Regions from separate parts of the Homo sapiens genome. Here region 2 is linked to region 1. Evidence: read pairs that join two places in POLR2A ChIA-PET (ENCODE). Cell type or tissue: OCI-LY7. All regions are shown on one strand. Links, peaks and the distances in the headings refer to the core of each region. The heading gives the core; the rest is flanking DNA. Region 1 overlaps GCH1 (GTP cyclohydrolase 1). Region 2 holds the start of CGRRF1 (cell growth regulator with ring finger domain 1).

Evidence for each region. Peaks named below come from ENCODE experiments on the same cell type or tissue, not always from the same donor. Only the 100,000 strongest peaks of a DNase experiment are listed, where the experiment ranks them.
Region 2: POLR2A ChIA-PET joins it to region 1 with 7 read pairs; 3 of 35 experiments call an interaction of 5 or more read pairs at or near these places.

Annotation. Positions count from the first base shown.
Region 1 is chr14:54,876,829-54,884,736 of GRCh38, forward strand. The region is part of intron 1 of GCH1 (GTP cyclohydrolase 1); the gene reads right to left. MIR4308 (microRNA 4308) reads right to left here and starts at 1,365; the gene lies at 1,285-1,365. RefSeq lists enhancers at 4,379-4,428, 4,549-4,798, 5,239-5,328. In OCI-LY7, for the core only: no CTCF peak of the experiment used is centred there; DNase peaks (open chromatin) are centred at 4,663, 5,073 and 5,293; H3K4me3 peaks cover 1,280 bases; H3K27ac peaks cover 1,447 bases.
Region 2 is chr14:54,508,529-54,516,436 of GRCh38, forward strand. CGRRF1 (cell growth regulator with ring finger domain 1) reads left to right here and starts at 1,378. Exons shown (of 6, transcript NM_006568.3): 1 at 1,378-1,535. The coding sequence starts at 1,432. RefSeq lists silencers at 1,039-1,468, 1,268-1,453 and an enhancer at 1,629-1,858. In OCI-LY7, for the core only: no CTCF peak of the experiment used is centred there; no DNase peak of the experiment used is centred there.

The DNA of each region.
Region 1 (7,908 bases), core at 3,178-5,677:
AAATGATTACCTGCAAAGCAGTAAGAGAAGAGACAGAAGGGATATGGATGAAAGGGAAGCATCTTTGAATATAATTTGTTACACAGTTTTGACCTTGGAATCATGTAAATGTTTTACATACTCAAAATTAAATCAAAGAGAAAAAAAATCTAGTGATCCTCATACAGCTAAATGCTTCATGTGATAATGGAACACTGATATGTTGCCTATGCCCCATTTTATTAAAATGAACCAGACTATAACCTTGACCTAGCCAAATCATTTTTCTTCAGTAATAAAGTTTCCCTGCTATATTTACTTATGTTTTGCTCCAACATATCTAAAAGCTACCATCTGTAGGTAATAAGAACAGAACACTATCACATATTGTTTTAATTTCCTGCCTGTTATCAGCAGCAAGAAGGTAACCCTGGAAACAGGGATTTATGGCATTCTGTTTCCTACGGTTGGTCACAACCACAAACAAAATGAAAGCAGCCTCCACAAGTTAAAGGTTTGTCTACAACAACACCACACAATGTCAGTTTTCAGGTATACCTTTCTCATGTCATTCATAATTAAGCAATGTCAACAAATAACACTGCTGGGTAACATCCCTCAAGTATTTAGTCTGCCAGACCCTTTTCTGAAAGTATAGTAAGACAGGCCCACAATACAAGCCCAAGTGCTTTTTTTTTTCTCTCGAGACAGGGTCTCCCTCTGTTGCCCAGGCTGGAATGCAGCGGCACAATCTCAGCTCACTGCAACCTCCACCTCCTAGGCTCAGGTGATCCTCCCACCTCAGCCTCCTGAGTAGCTGGGATTACAGGCGCAAGCCACCATGCCTGGCTAATTTTTGTATTTTTTTGTAGAGATGGGGTTTCGTCATGTTGCCCAGGCTGGTCTCAAATTCCTGAGCTCAAGGGATCTGCCTGTCTTGGCCTCCCAAAGTGCTGTGATTACAGGCATGAGCCACCATGCCTGGCCCCCAAGTGCTTATTTAAGCATACTTCGAAACAGGGGTTCCCAGACTCCCGCTGTGGGCCTGTTAAGACACAAATCTCTAGGCCCCACCCCTAGGGCTTCTGTTTCAGGTGATCTGAGCAGACCTGAGAATTTGCATTTCTAACAAGTTCCCAGAAGATCCTGAAGCTCCCGGTCTGAGAACCAGAGTGCCCCTGGTTTGAACTATTTCATGTTTTGTGCTGCTACACAGAAACTTCATCTCTTCAAAATGCTCCTACTCAAATATATAGGTAAATATTTAAGGACAAACAGACCTGTTTCTGCTGTGGAGAAAGTGAGGGAAAAAGGTAAGAAGAAACTCCAGGGAAAGATTTCCTCAAAAGGAAATTTCTGTCCAATGGAGTTCCCTCTGAACCCATAGTATAGGAATTAGTGCCGTCTGGAGTATCTGGTGATCAGCACCAACAACTCCAGCTCTCTGAGGAAGCCGGACACCTGACGCATCTCCCTGGAAGGACAGAGTTAAAAGACAGTGGAAGATGACTTGGAACATCTGAGTGAGCATCCATCCTAAAGGATAGGAAAGAGCTAATGGAGTCTGCCTACTGGTTTTAAAATTAAGAGAAGAGACAGAGAGAAGTGCCTAGGGCATCACACCTCTGCTTTTGGCTGGAATTAAATCAACTCAAGGTGCTAACAAAGATAAGCCTATCCTGATTTGGTGGAGAATGGTCCAGACCCTCATAGTTCCATCTAATATCAGAGCTACCTCCACCAGCATACAGCGCTTATCTCATCATGCCTCGTAGTACCATGGTTATTTGTGCCCACGTCCCACAGACACACTGGGCTATAAGTTTCTGAGTTAAGCATTATATCTGAAGGCTTTGGAGCTTCTACACACTTCCCTGTAACACCATGCACAAAGCTGGAGTTAAACATAGATCTTCTGTGTTTATTCAATTAATATGTCTGTCTTTACTCTATGATTCACTTTTTTTTCTTTTTGAGACAAGGTCTCGTCCTGTCACCCAGGCTGGAGTGCAGCAGTGCAATCACCACTCATTGTAGCCTCCATCTCCCAGACTCAAGCAATCCTCCCACCTTGGCCTCCCCAGTAGCTGGGACTAGAGGTATGCCACCATATCCAGTTAATTTTTTATTTTTTTGTAGAGACAGAGTCTCATTATGTTGCCCAGGCTGATCTTGAACTCCTGGGCTCAAGCTCCTCCTACCTCAGCCTCCCAAAGTGCTCGAATTACAGGTGTGAGCCACCACGCTGGACCAATTCACTTCCTTAAAATACATTTTTAAATGAAGGGACTCCAAAGAAATTCATGCAGCCAAGGGAACATAAGAATTTTCAGCTGGGCACAGTGGTTCACGCCTGTAATCCCAGCACTTTGGGAGGCCAAGGCAGGTGGATCAATTGAGGTCAGGAGTTCAAAACCAGCCTGGCCAACATAGTGAAAACCCATCTCTTCTAAAAATACAAAAATTAGCCGGATGTGGTGCCATGCACCCGTAGTCCCAGCTACTTGGGAGGCTGAGGCACGAGAATCACTTGAACCTGGGAGGCGAAGGTTGCAGTGACTTCAGATCACACCACTGCACTCCAGCCTGGGCAACAGAGCAAGTCCCTGTCTCAAAAAAAAAAAAAAAAAAAAAAAAAAAATCACTGCCATCTTGTTGGTAATAGCAAAAATAGAGAAGAGTGAATCAGAAGAACAATTACACAGTTTGGGTAAACTCACAATAAAATATGACCCAGCAATGAAAGTCAGTAAATTTGGGCTGCATTTATAAATCCTTGAAAGGATATTCAGTGTAAAAAGCGTGTAGCAGAAGGATATGTAGAGTATGAGCCATTTAAATTAAGTAAAAACAATGTTACATGTTGTTTGTAAACATATACAGAAAATGAAAGTATAAAAATAGACATGAGGCCGGTCGCAGTGGCTCACGCCTGTAATCCCAGCACGTTCGGAGGCCGATGAGGGCAGGAGTACAAGACCAGCCTGGCTAACATGGTGAAACCCCATCTCTACTAAAAATACAAAAATTAGCTGGGTGTGGTGGCACATGCCTGTAATCCCAGGTACTCAGGAGGCTGAGGCAGGAGAATCGTTTGATTCTGGGAGGCGGAGGTTGCCGTGAGCCAACATTGCACCACAGCACTCCAGCCTGGGTGACAGAGTAAGGCTCTGTCTCAAAAAAAAAAAAAAAAAAAAAAAAAGACATGAAAGCAATCCCAGCTACTCAGGAGTCTGAGACAGAAGAACTGCTTGAACCCGGAGGCGGAGGTTGCAGTGAGCCAAGATCATGCCACTGCACTCCAGTCTGGGCAACAGAGCAAGACTCCATCTCAAAAAAAAAAAGAAAGTTAGGGACCAAATTCAGTATAGTGGTTACCTCTGTAGTGAGATGATAACTGGATCAGGAAGTGATAACTAGGAAGTTTAAACTATCTGTATTTTTTAAAAGCAATTATAGCAAAATACTAAGATTTGTCAAAACCCAATGTATTTTGATTAAACTTGTTCATACAGTCTTGTATATGTGAGAAATTTCATTAATAATATATTATAAAATATATATTTTATATATAATATAATATATATTATATAATACATAATATATAAAATATATATATACTCCATATATATATATACTCCATATAAATATATACTCCATATATATATATACACTCCATATATATATATACTCCATATATATATATACTCCATATATATATATATACTCCATATATATATATACTCCATATATATATACTCCATATATATATACTCCATATATATATACTCCATATATATATATACTCCATATATATATACTCCATATATATATACTCCATATATATATACTCCATATATATATATACTCCATATATATATACTCATATATATATACTCCATATATATATACTCATATATATATATATACTCCATATATATATACTCCATATATATATATATACTCCATATATATATATACTCCATATATATATATATACTCCATATATATATATATATACTCCATATATATATATACTCCATATATATATACTCCATAATATATGGAGTGTAATGCTGCAATCTCGGCTTACCGCAACCTCCACCTCCCAGCTTCAAGCGATTCTCCTGCCTCAGCCTCCCGAGTAGCTGGGATTACAGGTATGTGCCACCATGCCTGGCTAATTTTTGTATTTTTAGTAGAGACAGGGTTTCTCCATGTTGGTCAGGCTGGTCTTGAACTCCCAGCCTCAGGTGATCCGCCCTCCTCAGCCTCTCAAAGTGCTGGGATTACAGGTGTGAACCACCGCGCCAGGCCAATAAAAATATTTTTTTAAATTAAGGTCTTCATACACATGCTGGCATTTGTTTTTTCTATAAAAATAAAAAAATTTTAAAAAGAAACAAACATTAAAAAAACAGGTTACCTTTGCATGGAGGGGCTATAGGAGGAGGGCAAGGAGGAGTACACAGGAAGACCCAGCCAGCTTCACGCAGTGCTGCAAACTCTTTCAAAATCCTCCCTAAATCACATCCTGCAACTCAAAGTCTTCTGCCCTGAAGATGGCATTAAGATGTTTTGCTTTCTACCACCTGTTTGAAAAATTTGTCCTACAAGTAAGAGCATGTTAAAACAAATTCAAAGAGGAAAAAAAAATCGCTCTCTCTGCTTTCACTTTCATCATGAGTACACCTCTTGTTAGAGCTTCCGACACTCACAGCTTTTTGTACTTACCAAGACAGAATTTGGAAAACTTGGCCAAAATAAGCATGAACCCAAACATTCCACAGACTGACACAATGGCGGAAACTAAGACGACTACAGACAACCAGTCACACCATCTGCTGGAGTGCACAGAGCTGCCGCACAGCTTTGATATGCTCCACAAACTTATTTCATAAACTGTAGGTTTGTCAGCAGGAAAGACCTAATGTATTGCAAAAAAAGTAAAAGTTTGGTTATTTTGGAAATTTTCACTCCATCTTTGGCAGAGACAAATTCATATGTTGCTCTTAGCTATTAAAATATAGCCAAAGCTATTGAAATAGATGTTCTCAGCTGCCCTCAAAATAGTACTGACATGCATGTTTCCTTCAGCCAACCCAGTACTGATGAGCTATTCTCATCCTCTCAGCCAGCCTTGTCACAAACACTACGTTTCTTGGTAAGAGTTCAAGTTTTCACGTATAAAGTTATCTTTACTAACATTTTGCTCCTCATTACAACAGTAATATTCATGGAAGTTTATCGGTAAGATGTAGAAATAATCAAATGAGAAAGTGAAAGCACATAAAATCCCTCCACCCTGATGCAATTACTTTACTGCCTCTTAGGGGAACCGCACGCACAGTGGTTCAAGATGTAGAATGGTAAAGTAGAAGGAATGAATAAAAGAGTCCAGAGCTCAAGGGTGTTGGACATTGATGCCAAATTACAAGTTATCCTTCTGCCCCACTGCTCAGCTTCTGAGATGTGCATGGCAGTGGCCAGGGCCTCTCTGTACTGAGGTAAGGGGAAAGTACTTATTTTAAACTGTTTAGATTTATTGCTGGATAAAACTGAAGGCTGCCAATCATGTATACTATTAACTCTCAAAGTTATCCAAGCCAAAGAACTCGCCTTTCTGGTCTCAGTTTACTACTCTGAATATTTCTGGTAGACCAAAATTAGAGCCTTAGAAACTGTCTAAGGAATCAAAACAGTGTATTCAAGGAGTCATTTTTAAAAACACACACACACTTGCCAAATTTAGTTTTTTAACTGGATAATTTTGTATATCTTTCACAATCCAGCTGTTAAACCGAAAATGGAATTTACGAAACAGATGGTGATAACAAGGTCTAGTTCACAGCAGTTCTACAGAAAAAAAAAACACACCAATCTGATTAAACTATCCATTTGCTTCAAAAGCCTCTAATAGGCTCGTCCCTTATCATCCTACATTCACTTATACCACGAGATTTCATACAGATGGGTGTGATGGAACCATCTGTAATCCCATCCAAGTAAGTACCATCAGAGTGCGCAAGCCACCATCATTAGTGACAGATGAAGAGATAAGGGATCTTCCTTCGCAACAGGGGTTCCCAAATACAGCCAATCAACAGGGAGTTTTGGAAAATATAGCGTCCCAAGCTACCCAGCAAAAATCTCATTTACTATGTGTAGGGATGGACCCAGGATAAGTCGTTTTAAAATCTATGTGATTCTGGTGACTGGCTGGGGTGGGAGCACACAGGCTTGAGAGCTGAGGGTACATGAGGGTTGAAAACAGACCCACTGCTGGCCGGGCGCGGTGGTTCACGCCTGTAATCTCAGCACTTTGGGAGGATGAGGCAGGTGGATCACGAGGTCAGGAATTCGAGACCAGCCTGGCCAACATGGTGAAACCCCATCTCTACTAAAAGTCCAAAAATTAGCCGGGCACGGTGGCGCGTGCCTGTAATCCCAGCTATTCGGTAGGCTGAGGCAGATGAATTGCTTGAACCCGAGAAGCGGAGTTTGCAATGAGCAGAGATTGCGCCGCTGCGCTCTAGCCTGGGCGACAGAGTGAGACTCCGACTCAAAAAAAAAAAAAAAAAAAAAAAAAAAGCCCGGTGCGGTGGCTCACGCCTGTAATCCCAGCACTTTGGGAGGCCGAGGCAGGTGGATCACGAGGTCAGGAAATCGTGACCATCCTGGCTAAGACGGACAAAGTCCGTCTCTACTAAAAATACAAAAAATTAGCTGGGCGTGGTGGCAGGCGCCTGTAGTCCCAGCTACTCGGGAGGCTGAGGCAGGAGAATGGAGTGAACCCAGGAGGTGGAGCTTGCAGTGAGCCGAGATCACGCCACTGCACTCCAGCCTGGGAGACAGAGCAAGATTCTGTCTCAAAAAAATAAATAAATAAAAAGAAAAGAGAGAAAACAGACCCACTGCTGGCCCAAATTTGCTGTTCAGCAAGGCCAAACAGTGGGCAATTCTTCACTGTAACCCTCACTACAGTCACCACGTCATTCCTGTGGAACACTATGAGGCCTGGGGCAGGGGTGGGGTGGAGGCAGAGACAAGGAGGAAACTGGAGCCAACTCCACCTAAAGAAGGTGAGGCAGGAAGGACCCAGGTAGAGAACCTCTACGTGGTTCTTTTTGCTGGAGCAAAGTTTAAAAATTTGTGAGGACCTCACATCAGAAAGTTGTACCCACATTCTAGAAAAATATCCCCCACTTAAGAAACCAGTTGCATCCTACAACCAACTCATTAGAAATCAATGTCTAGGGTAATACAATAAAGTTTTCATAGTTCTGAGCTGAAAACAAATCTATCAAACCATGACCTCAAGCAACTTGAGATCTGCAGAAATAAGAGGCCTAGGTGTAAAAATATTTGGAGAATGACTAGAGGTTAAATTGTAAAACTGATAGTTCACATAAATGAAAACTTGTGGGCTGAGACAAAACAATATGATTGTATTGAAGATTAAAATTTTACCCAGGCCTAAAGGTCGAGTAGGAGGAAAGGTGGAGGGAGGGTTTCCTAGAAAGGGAAAGGAAGAAAAGTACCATATAAAATAAGATATGGAAGTGGGAAACAGCAAAAGGAAAAAAGCCTGTGTAGGTCTATGCATGGAACAGAAACAAAATTCCCTTCTCTTTTAGAGCATTGTTTTCTTTTTTTCTTTTTTTGTAAGATTACACAGTAGGCCGGGCGCAGTGGCTCACGCCTATAATCCCAGCACTTTGGGAGGCCAAGGCAGGCGTATCATTTGAGGTCAGGAGTTCGAGACCAGCCTGGCCAACATGGTGAAACCCCATCTCTACTAAAAATACAAAAATTAGCCGGGCGTAGTGGCGGGTGCCTGAAATCCCAGCTACTTGGGAGGCTGAGGCAGGAGAATCGCTTGAACCCAGAAGACAGAGGTTGCAGTGAGCCAAGACCACACCATTGCAC
Region 2 (7,908 bases), core at 3,363-5,862, 370 kb before region 1:
ATGTACATTTTTTAAAACCATAGTTCCACCTCTAGTAATTTATCCTAAGGAAATACTTTAGCTGTAGGGATGTTCATTGCAGTGTTATTTATAGCAATGAAAAATTCTCCAACAGTTGAGGGCTGATTAAAGTATATATTTTCACAAATCAGATATATAGTAATTAAAAATTGTGTTGTAGAAGCAAGCTTCTCAAACAGTGCTGCTCCAGAGACTACGTGCTCATTTGCCAAGGAATATGTGAGGCCATAGGACAAACTTAGTTCATCTTTCTCAACACGAATTTTACTGGTGATTTAGGAGTGTGACAGAGGCTACTAGTTAACTATCCCAATGTCCATTCTCTTTCCTCCTCAGTAACAAAACTCTTGATTTGTACCAGGGTGTGTTGCTGCTCACGAATAATAAGACTACATATCCCCATTCTCTGATGTGGCTAGATGTGGCTTTAGGAGTAAATGCAAACCAACGAGGTGTCAATGAACTGTTATGAAAGACTTTCAGGGAGGCCACCTTGATGGAGCTGACTCACAGGGTTGAGACAAGGGAGTGACCATTTAGCTACTTTCAGTAATTTTTAAAAAGCTTCTGTGTGATTTAAAAAGTTTTTTAAAAATTATTCTTAAAGTGGAAACAAATACAGTTTCAAATGTTTGGCTAATTCTAATTTGAGGAGTACAAGAAGAGGAGAAAAGGAGGGGGATGTGGGAGGAAGCGGATGCTTTATTTCTAAGAGAATCTTGGATAAGCAATGCTGATTTTCCTCTATGATTAAGTCCAATCTGAAAAGGCTGACAAGTCTCGTATAAATTGCTTGTGGTAGAGACTCCTTTTTTTGTGTTTTCACTGTGCTTATGGTTATTTCATTTTGTAGAATCCAAGATGCCCGCCCTCCTCCTCCTCCTCCTCCACCCTCTCCCAAATTTGCCTAAGATATAATAGGCAGGGTTTCAGGATTTAGAAACGATGCACGTAGATTTCAGACTGCGCCTCTCTCTGACATCAGAAAACCTACATTGCCTAAGGCTGGCACAGAGTTGGCCCCAAAGTCTACTTAGAATTTGCCGGCGGAACAGCAATGACCACTGGGCCACAGCGCTTAAGACGCCCGCTGGGTACCAATCCTGGGAGTCGGGGGCGGTGCGAGTCGGGCCCCCCCCATCCCAGGTCTGCGTAGCCAATAGCTCGGGACGGGAGCGGGAGGGGCGTGGCGTGTCCGGCAGGGGGCGCCGTGATTGGCACGCCAGCTCCCGCTGTCCGCGAGGCTGCCCTAAAGTCTAGCTCATGAGAACCCCAGGCAAGTGCGGACCTACAAAGTTTGTCCGCTCCGGGGCACTGTAGTGGCTTTTACCCTGGCCGGGCGGGCGGGGCTCAGCCGGGCTGGGCTGGGCTCCGCGGCTGGAGCCGGGCTCTACCCAGAGCAAGACCCTGATGGCTGCGGTGTTTCTGGTAACGCTTTATGAATACTCGCCGCTTTTCTACATCGCGGTGGTCTTTACCTGCTTCATCGTGACCACCGGCCTGGTATTGGGATGGTAAGTGTCCCAGGGGTGAGAGACGAAGGGGCGGATACCGCCAGAGTGGGGTCGCGACGAGCAGCAGGGGGCACCGGAGCCGGAGGGCCGCGGGCCGGAGGACGTCGGGGATTCGGTGTCCCCGGGTGCCTAGAACTCCGACTTTCTCTGGGAGGAAAACAAGGTGGACGCTGCACCTGCGTCACTGCCCTGCATCACCGTTTGGTCCGTGTCGCTGGGGCATCTTGGGGTGGTACCGCATTGGGGTGTTTTACTCAGCTTTGTTTCTAGGCGATAAAGCAGCCAGGAAGGGCTTGGGCTTGGGCTTGGTGTTGGGAGAAAGTGCTTCTCTAGTAGGCTTCTGTCCCGGATTCGGGCCTACTGTGTGTCCTGGATGAGTTAGTCACCTGTGCTACAGTGCACAGACTGGACAGTAAGCGAGGTTAACAGTTGTGATTCTGACCTGAATGGAGCCCTTAGCCTCAGATCTTTCAGAGTAACTTGTAACTGAACTGTTACCGTTTGAGAATTTAATGGTTTCTGTATACATTCCACACCTTTTGAAGTAATATTTAGTCGATAGAATTGTAAAATCATAATTTTAGAGCTGGAAGAGACCTTAGAAATATGTAACACCGAGGGTAGGACAGTTGCCTATTGGAGACAAGGAGAATGGTCTGTTAGATAACCGCTGAGCAATTCTTCTAGCCTAGAGGTTCAATTTCTCTCTTGAGGAGATGCTATTGTATCATGTTTAGACAAGCCTTGTAAATAACGAGTTGAAACCGTGTAACTAGCCCACAACAGTTTTTCTAGGCTGCAGCCTCCAAAATCCCTTTGAGATGATAATAGTTACAAAAAGATCAAACAGCAGTTCTAAGTGGATAACAGCCATGGTCTGAAGAGGTCAGAGGGGACTCTGTTGAAGAGGGACATGAGCTGGATTTTGGAGAATGAGCATTTTGAAAAATAAATGGAGTTAAATGTATATAGTAGGGAAGAAAAAGCATCTCAGAGAAGACAGCATGAGCATAGGGGCAGAGAACATGTTAGTGAATAAAGAAGGCTACGTAAAACGAGTTTTAAAATAGCCTTTGGTCACATATATGTGATTGCCTTAAAGAACACGGGCCCTTGTCGGTTTCTGAAAATATATGCCATCTTTAGGAAGTGACAAAAGTTTTAACCTGTCCACACTGCTCCTCACCCTACCAGCAATAGAGCATAGAATTCCTTGCCTTGTATGTGGGTGAGGATTGGAAATACAAATTCCTTATTTGTGGGGGTAAGATTGGAAAACAAAGACCAATCTTACACAATTGGTTATTCTTGACCCATCAGATTTTATTGCTAATGTTCATTACACAAAAGTTTGTAATTGGAATGAGGAAGGTGTTGCCCATGTGAGAAAAGCAGTCTTAACACAAGATTTTTAAATGACTATAATGTTAGTGTTATTCTCTTAATGAAGCATAATTTTCCTCCACTAAGGAAAATAGTAACTAGTTGATAATTGCCTTATGTGCTTTAATTTTTATTTTAAATAGGCCAACTAATTAGATATCTTAGATATCAATCTTTAGTATTGGGAAGAGGGTAGTCAGGAGCCTCATGTTTGTAGTGGTTAACAGACAGACTTTGGAGTCAGTCAGACATAGGTTCAAATCCTGGCTCTGCCAGCTTTAAGACTTGGTTTGAAAATTTAATAATTGCCAAATCACCCCATTTAGGTAAGACTTTTTACAAGAGTGGAAGCCCATGTAATTATAGAACGTTTGGAAGTCTGGGCTAAGCACTGCTGAGGCCACAAGACCATGTAAATCCAGTCACTTCCATCCTAATTTAGGCCTAACCAGTCATCTTGTGCCTAACCCAACCATTCTCTCCATCCGAGTTAGTTTTGCCCACGTAGATAAACTTTTTACTATGTTTATTTGCAAACTTAAGCCAAGGCCATGTATTTATTGACTAGAAATGATGAAAACTTGGACACCATCTAAATCGCATAAAAACATCTTTCTAATAGTACCAATAGTACCCCAGTCAGAAGGGTAAACTAGTTAATACGCATGTTTTTCACCCTTGTCATTGTTTTGTTTTGTTTTAACCTCCCATAATACCATCTCTACTGTTCATGTGTTTTCTGTCATGGTTTTTCCCTTGGTACTTCTCTGAGTTTTTCACTATTTGCTTCTTTCCACTGTTTGCCATGTCTGCCTGCACTGTGTGGGAGTGGAGAAAAAACAGGAGCATATGATTATTGGAATCCCAATAGCAATAGCAAAGAAGCATGCAACTGGAAATATAGTATTTTTCTTTCACCATGTGGTGGTTTCTGTGATCTCTGATAGCTTTCTGCAGGCACTGAGCACAAAGAAGCCCAAAAGTCCATTTACATCCTTTAACAGTTTCAAATAATCAGGGACCATGACTCCAGTAGCTATTCCCGGCCTCCTCTTGACCACAGTTTATTAAGCTGTTGACCTCAACTTCATACCACCCTCTGCTTTGTGAATCTAGGGCAGAACTCTAAACTACATTTCTTCTTTGCAAGCTGACTGCCCATTGGGCTTTGCCAACAAGGGAGGGAGACTGGAAAGCTGGAAGAGGATGAAGGGACTTGCTGCTTCCTGTTGATTCCTTTTCTTGTCTGTCACTTGCCACAATAGTGCCTCACTCTGGCATTAATAGTTGGTCCCACTTGTTCCAGTTTATGCTTTCCTACTCTGCTAGAATCAGCCTTATGCACTTCCTTAAAGATACCAGTATCCTTTCCTCAGATCTGAGTCCTGAGCTCCATAGAGTCTCTCCTCCACATTTCTAAACTATAGTAAATTCTCTTTATTCTCTTTTCTCTGTTCCCTTGTCCTAGGAGTGATAGCTGCTTCCTGCTGTTACTACTTCTTATCACATAAGTAGGACTCAGTGTCCTCTTTTTGCCTTTTCAGTTCTTCAACATATGGTTAACATTTTTCATATGAAAATTTCTCTTGATGTTGATGCTGACAACTTTAAAAATCAAGTCCAATCTCTCTGTTAAAATAACGGATGCATTTTCAGACTCCTGCCTGGACCCTGACTGATAAAGAAATTGTCACTAAGAATGGGATCCTGGTGAGAAAACTTTCAAAGATAGAATTTGGGGGCATCGGTTTGGTAATTTCTTTAGCTCTTTGCCAATGGGAAATAATCTAGTAACCCACAACATGTAGTGGCATCACAATCAAATTGATACATTTGGTTGATTGTGATAAAATTATTTCTGAAGCTGTGTGCTGGAGGACCAAGTGGCTAAAGCGCTTGACTGTTAATGGCAGTAATGATGACTACAGGGACTGAGGGAGAAGTGAGAAGTGAGATAGGTGCTTCTTTGTTCACTGGAGCACTGACAGAAAGCAAATGACAAACTCAGGTCTTCAAAGCGTTAGATCGGTCAAGTCTTAGAGAATCAAAAAGTTTCCATGGTTCTAAAGCACTTCATTTTGTGTAGCCACGGAAAGACTTGCTAAAAATTGGACACAGTTTTATGTTATGTTATGTTATGTTATGTTATGTTATGTTATGTTATGTTATGTAATGTTATGTTATGTTATGTTATTTTTGAGACAGAGTCTTGCTCTGTTGTCCGAGCTGGAGTGCAGTGGCATGATTTTGGCTCACTGCCTATAATTCCAGCACTTTGGGAGGCTGAGGCAGGAAGACTGTTTGAGCCCAGAAGTTCAAGACCAACATGGGAAATATGGCAAAACTCGGTCTCTACAAAAAATAGAAAAATTAGCCAGGCATGGTGGCAGGTGCCTGAACACAGTTTTAACTGCGATAGTAATAGAATTACCTAGCCTTTGTCAGTGTCTCATTTAGAATATTGTTTGGAAAGAAGTAGAACCCTGAGACTTGGAATGGGGACATCTAGGTAGACATGGACAGAGCTGAGAATCTTGAAAAAAACTCCAGTCACTCTGAGCCTCCATTGTTGACAGAAGCTGCTTACTTTTGAAAATTAGCCTTCTCTTGCTTGAAGATCCTGTAATAACCTCACCTAGGGTAGTTTCTTTGCAAAGGGCTATCCACACTTAAGAGCTACCTCTATTATCTTGTCATGAGGCCCAGATCTCTGCATGTTGCCTAGTATAGGGACAAAATCTGATCTGACTAGAAATAGTCTGTCCTTGAAAAGAATTGCAAAATTTTGCTAATTTATATCTGTGGAATCCTGAGGAATATATGTGAGGATGGATTGTAAGCCGGAGAATAGAATGTAACACTAGATCAGATCATATTTATTCATCTGGGTATATTCTCAAGAAATTCTGCATCTAAAGCGTTAACTCATACTTGTTTGTTTGATGGAAACTTGGACTCATTGGTGGCCTGTATTTTATAACGTTGAGATTTCTGTTGTTGTTGTTTTTAAACATTTAGGTTCAGAGGTACATGTGAAGGTTTGTTACATAGGTAAACTCGTGTCATGGGTTTGTTGTACAGATTATTTCATCACCCAGGTATTAATCCCAGTACTCAATAGTTATCTTTTCTGCTCCTGTTCTTCCTCCTAACTTCCACCCTCAGGTGGATCCCAGTATCTGTTGTTCCCTTCTTTGGGCTCATGAGTTCTCATCATTTAGCTCCCACTTATAAGTGAGAACATGCTGTATTTGGTCTTCTCTTCCAGGAGATGGAACAGAAATGTTGAGTGCCTTCTAATTTCCTTGTAAGTACTGCTTTATCAGCATTCCCCCACATTTTGACACATATGTCTTCATTTTTATTCAGGTCATAATTTAAAATAATTTCCCTTTTGATTTTTTTCTTGACCTCTAAGTTATTTAGAAGTTTGTTATTGAGTTTCCAAATATTTGGAAATTTTAAAGATATCTCTGTTACTGATTTATAATTTGATTCCATTGTGGTTAGCATACTTTTTATGATTTGACATCTTGTAAATTTATTGAGACTTGTTTTATAATCCAAATATATTCTCTCTTTGGTAAATGTCCTAATGCACTTAAAAATAATATATATTCTGCTATTATTGGGTGAGTTTTTTGTTTTTTTTTTTTTTTTTGAGACAGAGTCTCGCTCTGTCACCAGGCTGGAGTGCAGTGGTATGATCTCGGCTCACTGCAACCTCCGCCTCCTGGATTCAAGCAATTCTCCTGCCTCAGCCTCCAGAGTAGCTGGGACTACAGGTGTGCACTACCATGCCCAACTAATTTTTTTTTTTAATTTTTAGTAGAGATGGGGTTTCATCATGTTGGCCAGGATGGTCTCGATCGCTTGACCTCATGATCTGCCCGCGATGACCTCCCGAAGTGCTGGGATTACAGGTGTGAGTCACCGCGCCCGGCCGGGTGAGATGTTTTATAAGTGTCAATTAAGTCAAATTGGTTGATAGTGTTATTCAAGTTTTTGATGTCCTTACTGATTTTCTATATATTGGAGCTATCAGTTATTGAAGTTGTGGGGAGTATTAGAATTTCTGACTATAATTGTGGATTTATCTATTTCTCTTGGCAGTTGTATCAGTTTTTGCTTTATATTTTGAAGTTCTATTAATAGGTACATAAACATTTAGGATTATTTTGTGTGCATGATGAATTGACCCTTATATCACTATGAAATGGACCTCTTTGATCCTGGTAATAGTCTTTGCTCTGAGATCTACTTTGTCTGGTATTAATGTAGCTACTTCAGCTTTCTTTTGATTAGTGTTAGCATATACATCTTTTTTTCATCCTTTTACTTGTAAACTCTTTTTGTCTTTTTATTTAAAGTGGGTTTCTTGTATGCACCATATAGCTAGGTCTTATGTTTTTATCCAATCTGATAATCTTTGCCTTTTAACTAGGGAGTTTAAAACATTTACATTTAATGTGATTATTGATATTGTTAGATTTAATTCCACCATCTTGCTATTCGTTTTTTGTTTGTTTTGTCTGTTCTTTGTTTCTTTTCCCCTCTTTTATTTTACTAGTCTGTTTTTTGTTTCTTTTTCCCCTTTGTTCAGCCATCATTTACATTAGTTAAATAATTTATGTGATTCCATTTTATCTCCTTTGTTGGTTTATTAGCAATAACTTTTTTTAGTGGTTGCTTGAAAGTTTATAATGTATCTCTAACTTATCACCATCTACCTTCAGGTAATATTTTAAAGAGATATAAGAAAAGCATTATAATTCCTCACGTAGTTACCATTTCACTGCTATTTATTTCTTTGTATCAATCCAGATTTTTATTTGGTATCATTTTTCTTCTTCCCAAGGCATACTTTAATTTTTCTTGTTGTGCAAGTCTGTTGGTGATGAATTCTTTTAGCTTTTGTTATGTTTGAAAAAGTCTTTATTTTGCTTTGGAAAAATATAGGTATAGAATTCTAGATTGACAAGATTTTTTT